Linked DNA regions of Homo sapiens: region 1 is linked to region 2. A link is a contact called in ENCODE Hi-C or POLR2A ChIA-PET data. All regions are on one chromosome and are shown on one strand. The core of a region is the stretch at or near the end of the contact, and the rest is flanking DNA. Distances in the headings are between cores, read along the strand shown.

The links. Hi-C counts contacts between places; a loop is a spot of excess contacts on that map. ChIA-PET counts read pairs that join two places held with the same protein, here RNA polymerase II (POLR2A). Pooled maps may share reads with other maps.
Region 1: a loop to region 2 is called in a map of gastrocnemius medialis, with 4 times the contacts of the local background. The contact joins the enhancer-like site here to the promoter of PDE7B in region 2. A Hi-C loop is called at or near these places in 5 of 168 maps with a recorded cell type or tissue (CD4-positive, alpha-beta memory T cell, gastrocnemius medialis, naive thymus-derived CD4-positive, alpha-beta T cell and 2 more) and 7 of 50 pooled maps. POLR2A ChIA-PET finds 5 or more read pairs at or near these places in 6 of 52 experiments (A673, H1, MCF 10A and 3 more).

The regions. Positions count from the first base shown.
Region 1 is chr6:135,920,792-135,924,835 of GRCh38, reverse strand. All of the region lies in intron 1 of PDE7B (phosphodiesterase 7B), which reads right to left. Among named protein-coding and RNA genes, the nearest start is that of PDE7B, 71 kb to the right of the region's middle. Within about 2 kb of position 2,580, at least 11 of the 41 ENCODE cell types and tissues checked have a DNase peak (open chromatin) inside an H3K27ac peak, as active enhancers do; they include PC-3, gastrocnemius medialis and psoas muscle, where a contact is called at or near this core.
Region 2 is chr6:135,850,083-135,854,002 of GRCh38, reverse strand. PDE7B (phosphodiesterase 7B) reads right to left here and starts at 2,302. Exons shown (of 13, transcript NM_018945.4): 1 at 1,984-2,302. The coding sequence starts at 2,004. RefSeq lists a silencer at 2,278-2,515.

The DNA of each region.
Region 1 (4,044 bases), core at 1,331-3,830, 71 kb before region 2:
ACACTTAATAAATTTTCCTTGTATTTTCCTATGTTACTCACTGATTGACTTTGTAAGTAAATATACTTTTACATTAAAAACTATATAGTACTATAATACTTTGATCTCTTTCATTTATTGGAAATTGTGCATAAGATTCTGCCACTCAAAAAAAAAAAAAGAAAAACAAAAATACTTAGAGGTGACATCCCACAAAAAAAAAAAAAAAAAAAAAAAAAGAGAGAGAGAGAGATTCCACTACTCAGAGTTTGAAATTCACTGTTCTAAGCAAGCATTATGTGGTAGAACAATTTCTGGTCCTGCTACCAGAAGACCTGAGTTTGGTTTCAGATACACCAAGTAGATGGTATGACTTCGGACACGTCACCTTGCTTTTCAGGCTCTCAGACTGCTCACCTATACACAGGGCAGGTTATGGCATTCTGGGGAAATTGAGGAAGCTAGGATGGAGCTGGAACAGAGAGAATCTAGAGGGAGCAGAATGTGGGGCCACCCTCAAAGCTCTACCATATGGTACAATATCCTTTGGATAGACTATATCTATTTCTCTACATCAGAACAATTAAATTGTTTCCAATTTTTTAGGTCATAAGGAGCATTGTGATGAATGTATTTTTACATGTTTTTTAGGTTAGGAAATTTTTCTGGAATAAGAATTATTGAATGAAAGAATAATAACTTTAGTTTTTTTCTAAATACTTTCTGTAAAACACAGGTCTAGAAAATTTATTCAAATTTTGGCCGGAATTGAATGAGATTGCCTGTGCACCTTCCTATCACTAATTGTTTTTACATTTAAAAAAATTTGTCAACTTGATAAGCAAGAATGTATTTATTATTGCTTTCATTAGATTTCTTAGATTACTAGTGAAGTTTAATATATGTTTGTGTCCATCATTTCTCTGAATTTCTTTTACTGTGTACTGCTAACCATCTCAGTTGTTATTTTTCTACTCTTGGTAACAACTGGTTGGTAATAGTAATTGTTTCATACAGTTTCTTTGATTATAAAGGATATTAATTCATTGTCATATTTTACAAGTATATTATCAAGTTTGTCACTTGTGTTTTAATTTTATAAAATTTCCATGTATAATTTCTACATTTTTATGTTGTCAAGTTTGACATTTGCTCTCTCATTCATGACTTTTATACCTTGAAACTCCTTCTGTGTGGTAAGACCACTATATGTGTTCATTTCTTTCTATTTTATATTGTTCTTAATACAAACAGCTATTCATCTACTTTTTTATGTTTTATCTGAGATTGGTATAACCTACTTTTTTCTAAAAAGTCAGTTCTGCCTATACCATTTTTTGAATGACCCATCAGTTTCCCATTGTTTATGAAGCTTTACTAATCATATACTAAACATTTCATATATAATACAAATCACTTAGTGTCAATTTTACATATTTTTAATATTCTATGAAATGTGATATTTATACAAAGATCTCTATATACCTTACAGATTAATTTTAGTTATCAGATATTTTTACAAAGTAATACTGCGTCTGTGTAATAGCTCTAAGGCAAGTCATGCATCTTCTTGGTGTCTCCATGCCTAGTGCAGAGTTTGCCACACAGTAGGCACTCAGTATATAGCTACGGAATTGTATGAGCCTTTTTCAAGAGAAATATTCTATTTTGTGTGACAAAAGAAGGGACATAAAGTAGACTACATAGATCGTGTTGGCTACTTCAGCTTCTTTCTCTTCTTCTTCTTTTTAAATAAACACTAATAAAACAGGATTGATATCTCTTGAAAGTTCTAGTGAAGCAGGGAGGTTTTCCAGAAGGTGGTTGGATCCCTTTATTAAAAGCATCTGTGCCACGGCCACTGGCAGAAGCCCAAACATCCTGAAGTGGACGGCTCTGGGAAATCAGAAAGATAGAACACAGCCAAATTCTAAGATGGAACAAATCGTAAAGTCATACTGCATCTTAATTTGATGACCCACAGGAAAGGTTTTTCTGCCTCATCAAGTCTATAAAGCAAGGTATTTATGGTTTTCTTGAGCACTTAATAGGTAACAAGAGTAATGTATAATGATGCTATTACACTGACTTAACATAGACTGTTTCTTAAGGTATGTTGTTAATTTTACTACTTTGATTTTCTCCATGTGTGATTGATTTTGCATTCATTGTTTCATAATATATATCCAGCCTCAGTAAAGCATTCCAAAAGCAGAAGCAAGCAAGCACTTAGGGAATATTCACATTAAAGAAGTCTTGTAACTCAAAAGATGAAAAATGCCATGTATCTCCTCTCCAATATGGTAATTAACAGCTGAAAGTCAACTCTGGATCATCTGTATAGTGGGGCAGTAAAGGGCATATAAAATCATAAATAAACCCAGACTGGTTTTTGTTTTGGAATGGCTCCTGTACTTCCATATGAATAAGAGAGTGACTCACCCCCTTGGGAATTCACAGTACATCAAACCAAATTAGGAAGCCAGGCAGCTGTGACCTGGTTTTGTAAGGGCCAAGAAAACTACAGAGTTTCACTACTGAACCTAGTAACTCAAAATGATTCCCTGGTTCCCATGCCATTTGATACATGGGTGTACCTTACTGACTCATATAAAATGCCACTCTGGGCTTGTGTTTTCTCTTACCTTACCCAGAGTTGTATGTGAGGAAATAAAGGCTTGAGAGATCTTGAGGTGGCAGTTTACAGGAGGGTAAAAGGAAACAGGAGTTAGAATAAACAATGTTAGTAAAAACTTGGATGCAAGATTGACCTTATGCAATCTCTAAGGTAAATCCCCAAGATTTATTTCATATAACTACAGTAAAAATAACCCTCATGAATTGAGTTCTAATACTAATGCTCATTTCAGGTACATTGAATTGAATGAGGGAGAGAGTTCTAAACTGCTTGTTCTCAGTCTACTCCAGTAAGTTTTATTTTTCATTGTTTTGGGGATGCTTTTGGGAAGGATAGGAGGTTGGGATGAAAGTATAAGGGGTATTTTTTTATAGTAGAAAGGGATGTGGAGAACAGGGTAGAAAGAGACTCTGATTGTATTAATTTAGGATCTGATAATATTCGTCCAAATTTGATACACTCACAACCTACCCAATAGCTATGACTTTTTGGTACCTGGTTTAATTTTCTGTGAAGGTATTAGAATAAAAATTAGGAGATATATTCTATTTATTTATTTTCATTGGCAAATCAGCCTTGTTTCTTAAAGAAAATGGAAACCTGTTTTTATAAAGAATTACTGAAGTAGTTTTCCTTGAAAAAAAAATCTTCAGAATGTCCAGATGATGGATATATTATGCTATGAAAATTTTAATATAGGGGAACATCTCATAATGGAAACAGCTTAATAAGCAGGGAATTTCCATGCACTGATTTCTGTAGAAACTCTAGTATTATTTTTATTCCTTGTTTGGTTACAAGCAATGTTCTCTTGGCTTTTGTTCAGGGTAAAGCTTACAAAACTGCCTGTTGGGTTCTTTCATCGTTATTGTTGCCACTGGAAGGGCTTTTACCACCACTTTTGAACTCTACAGCCTCCTGAATATATCTGTCCATCTAAGAAAAGGATTAAATTCAAGATAACCCTTGTCATCTGCATGCTGCCACATGGTTAGGATGAAGACTGACACACGAGACAAGTGATGGTAAGTTGGAAATAGCCTGTTATCCAAGAAACGACAGTTATTTTCTTATTTTATACTCAAAGAAGTGTGGCACTAAACCAAAATATTGTCGTCTACACTCACTGACTTTAATAGGCGATCCTCCTCGGGGCCTGACCACCCCCAAGCTCTTTCTGTCTTACCCTCTATTATTCTTTTAACAAAGCTTGAAAATTTATAAGGAACTTTGCTGGCACCTCCCAAGAGAAAAAGAATTCACCAGTGGCCACTACCAGCACCACATTGTTTATCAGAACATAAAGTTCGGTTGAAATCCCGCAGTGACGTCATCCCCCAGCACTTACTGATGAAGCTAGGGACAATTCCAAGACATTTTCAATGGGATTGGATACTCTGCGCAGGAAATGGTCAACCAGCTTGTAC
Region 2 (3,920 bases), core at 1,053-3,552:
TATTTCAGGCTGGACTGACACCAAAAGTGCTTTTCAAAAACACATGAAAAGACCAAAATTATTTAAATAATTTACAATATATGAAAGGTAGTAAATTCTAGGCAAACATTTTAACTAGGTTTTTATGGAGAACTGACAGTGAGTAGCTTTGTGCTGAACCCTGTGTAAGGCATTAAATGATGCACTCGTGTAATTATTTTCCCTAAATTAATGCCTGTCCCTGACACATCTTAGACTTTTCCACCCTTGCCCTAAATAACTTAATTAAAAAAAAAAATTCTCCCAGCTAATTTGCTGACATATAGTCACCACTGATTTTGTCACATGTTGTTCAAGAGAGTGAGTACATTCTGAAATTAGACAGCTTACAGTGTCAGGTAAAAATTCTTACAAGGCAGAGACAGTTTTTGGAGTTGCAACTAGTTAACTGTGGGCTTCTACTTGAGACAAAAGTGACTTCATTTTATTGGAGAAAATGTCAATCAAGACGTAACTACTGACACCTGTCTTTGTTTCACCAGCCAGTAATAAAAGATAAAGCAGAGGAAATGGAGGAGCTGCAGTTATGCGTTTGCAACACACAAAGTCCTTGTTTTCCCACTAGGCGCTGCAGAAAAGCAATTGTCCATTCACGGCACATCCTCTGCATTTCAGAGCTAATATTTTTGCAGTTCTTAACTTAGTACATTCCAGTCTTATGCAGTTAATTTTTTTAACCCTTTGAAATACACCTCATGTTTGAAATCGTGCTTAATATTACTGCTAACATGACCCAGTTTTAAAGCTTTCAGGTTCTCAATGTTGAGAATAGAAACTTTAAGAAAATCGGTTAGAAATTTTGGAACAGGGTAAGGATTTCAAATAATCCTGTCTTATTTGCTATTGCATAACTTTGAGAAGGGTAATAGGGAAATCCATGGTAACCATATATTACTTAAATTGCTGTTACAAAAACCGACTCTTTGGATAGGAATGATTTTTAGCAGGGATCCTCCTTAAGACATAATAATGTGCCACTGAAAACAACATTAGCCCTGTATTGAATTGCCAATCTTCCTGCAGCATTTAGTGTGTTTACTGTATATGAATGCCTATGCCTGTCTCTGGTGCAAAGAGGTTTACTCTTATTGCAATAGTCACTCTGGCTAGAGCACATGAAGAACAGAATTTTTAAATGATTAATTAGTCCCCAGGCTCAATCACTTAAGCCCCTAATTGAATATCTGACTCCATTTTCAACTATTGTAGGAAAAGATAATTAGCAAATTTGCAGTGGTAATAAAGAAGTTTTACTTTCCTTTATAAATAATAATATCTAAATTTCTGGTCATGTAACTTAGTACTTGCATCTCTCCTGGACTTCTGAATCCAAAACATTTTTTGAAAAATGCAACAAGGTGATGAAGGATTTTTCTTCAGAGCTCATTTTTTGGACATCTTCTATTGATTTTTTTCTACCTTCAGTCTCACTATCAGCTTCTTCCCTTCTTGCCACTAATTTCTTCATCTTGAAGTCTGCTATCAACCAACATGAAAAACTCAAGAAAAAAACTAATTTCCTTCTTCCCTGTTCCACAAACCTTACCAATCCCTTTACCAGCATTTTCCTATCCTGTCCCACCAAAAATGAAAATTACCCAACTCCAAGATTTATGTTGGAGAAAAAAAATATTGCATTCTTTATTTTTTTTTTTAAAGACCACCTCAGTGTGGGCTCAAAGTGCAGTGAAAATGCCGGAGTCTCATTACACTGGTTGGAATGAAACCCTGCTGCCCTTAAACGGTTAATTCAGGGTAAGTGATAATGTTTAGTCAGTTCGCCTAGAAAAAGGAAGGAAATTCAAAAGCTGGTTGCTGTAGTAACAATCACAGACAAAAAACATATATATGTACAGGTTCATTTTAAATAAAAATCCTGCCATCTCTCTGTGACTCTATTCTCTCAAGAAAACTGAGCTTGCCGCTTAAATTTGTTGTACATACCTCAACCATTAAACAAGACATTTAACCATAGTGGCAGTTCTGTGACCTTTGAATGCCGTGAAATCTCTGAGCGGTGCTGCTTGTTCATGAAGACTTGTGCTGCAGAATCCAGCAACTTCATCCAGGATTAGGAATATAATTAAGTAACAAAAAAAAAAAAAGAAAAAAAAGGAAAAGAAATAAAGAAACACAAAAGCACACAAGGAGATCGAGAAAGAAGGAAGGTAGAAAGAGAGACTCTCCCTGGGTGAGTAACACCACTTTTCTCCCAGACAAGTGCTGGGACAGAGCCGAGCCTGCTGCAGTGCCCAGACCAACTGACTGGCTGGGTGAGCAGCCGCCGGCCTGCTAGGCTGGGAGGTGCTGTCAGTTGCCACAGGCAAGGAAAAGCAGAGACCAATCGGCTTCAACTCTGGCAGCTTACTGGAGTGGAGCCTTTTCTGTTTATGTTTCCTCATTTCAAGAGTGACGTCAAAGGGTTTAGTTTTTCCTCTGCATGTGCTATTAATTTTAAAGTACTGTACTATGGGAAGAATGTGTGTGTGCCTGTGGTCAGCCTGGGCACCCCACTCTCAGGAGAGCCCAAGAAACATTTTCTATATTCGGGAATACATTTAAAGAATTTAAAATACCTTGTGGTGAGGTGTATAAAAACAAAAGCAAAACAAAACAAAAATTAAATATAAAACCCTGAGCTAAATCATAGCAGCAAGATGTAGATTTTTTCCATCTGTGAGTGTATGTGCTCCATGCTCACTTGGCAGCTGTTGCTTATTTTTTTTTACCTAATTCATTTTTACTCTTACCTAAAAATGAGTTGTTAATTAAACTTGATAGCCATAGAGGCAGAATCGTACAAATGCACTGGTGAACAAAATGATGTGCAATGAAACATAGAACTCCTGTGTCAGTTTGTGCCATGGGTCCCTGCGTTTCCTCCAGCTTCCGTGGTGAAGCCTCAGGCTTGTTCCTGCCAGGGAGATGCCTCCTGATGCCAGCAGGAGTCATTCAAGAAGCAAGGCTATGGTGATGCCATGCAGGTGTGCCTGGGGCCTCAGCTTGTTCTTTCCCAAAGAGTATGAAGGTCCAGTTATTTAGGGATACTTCCTTTACCAGGGACCCCAGCTTATCCCTGGGTTACACTTCCCACTCTGGAAAAATCCCCATAGTTGCCATCTGTTGTTTCTGCCTCCCCCACATCCTCCTCCTTTTCCCCATCCCCATCCTAAATTCTGCTAACAGACCTTTTTTGGGTGGGCGGTGGGCGGAACTTTCCTTCCTCTATCTTCTATGGATTGCATGGACTTTGCCCCCAGCCCCATTCCCACGACAGAGCCACAAGGGGGCATGGGACCCACAGGGGCCAATCAGATTTCTCCATTGCTCCGAGGCAGACTATGTTTTAGGGGTGGGCGCAACACTAAAGAATGTCCACATTCCTTTTTCAAATACTAATATTGTTTCTTTGAGAAAGAAAGTATTTATGTATCCCTAAGAGCCTAGGCGCTAGGATTAAGCATCCCTGTAGTTGTTGGGGTTTATCTTTGGTGTTGAAGCTACAATAGTGAACAAAACAGATGGTTCTTTGCCCCCATGGAGTCTACATTTTGGAGAAGCAGGGAAATTGTCAAAGAAAAATAAGTAAACGTATAATGTCAGTTGGCAATGAGGGCTTCAAAATAAGGTAAGGAGAATGAGGTGTGTGTGTACACGTGCATGTGTGTGTGTGTGGTGTGTGTGCTATTTTAGGAAAGATGATCAGGGCAGCCCTCTGATAAAGCAACTTGGAGCGGAGGCCCGAATGATGGGACATAGCAGGTACTGTGTGCCTCTACCTTCCATGCAGATGAAGCCATGGAAAGGTCCCACAACACATGAGTGCTTGGCAGAGCCAAGGAACAGGAAGGGAAATAGAGTGGCTGGAAGAGAATGAGCAA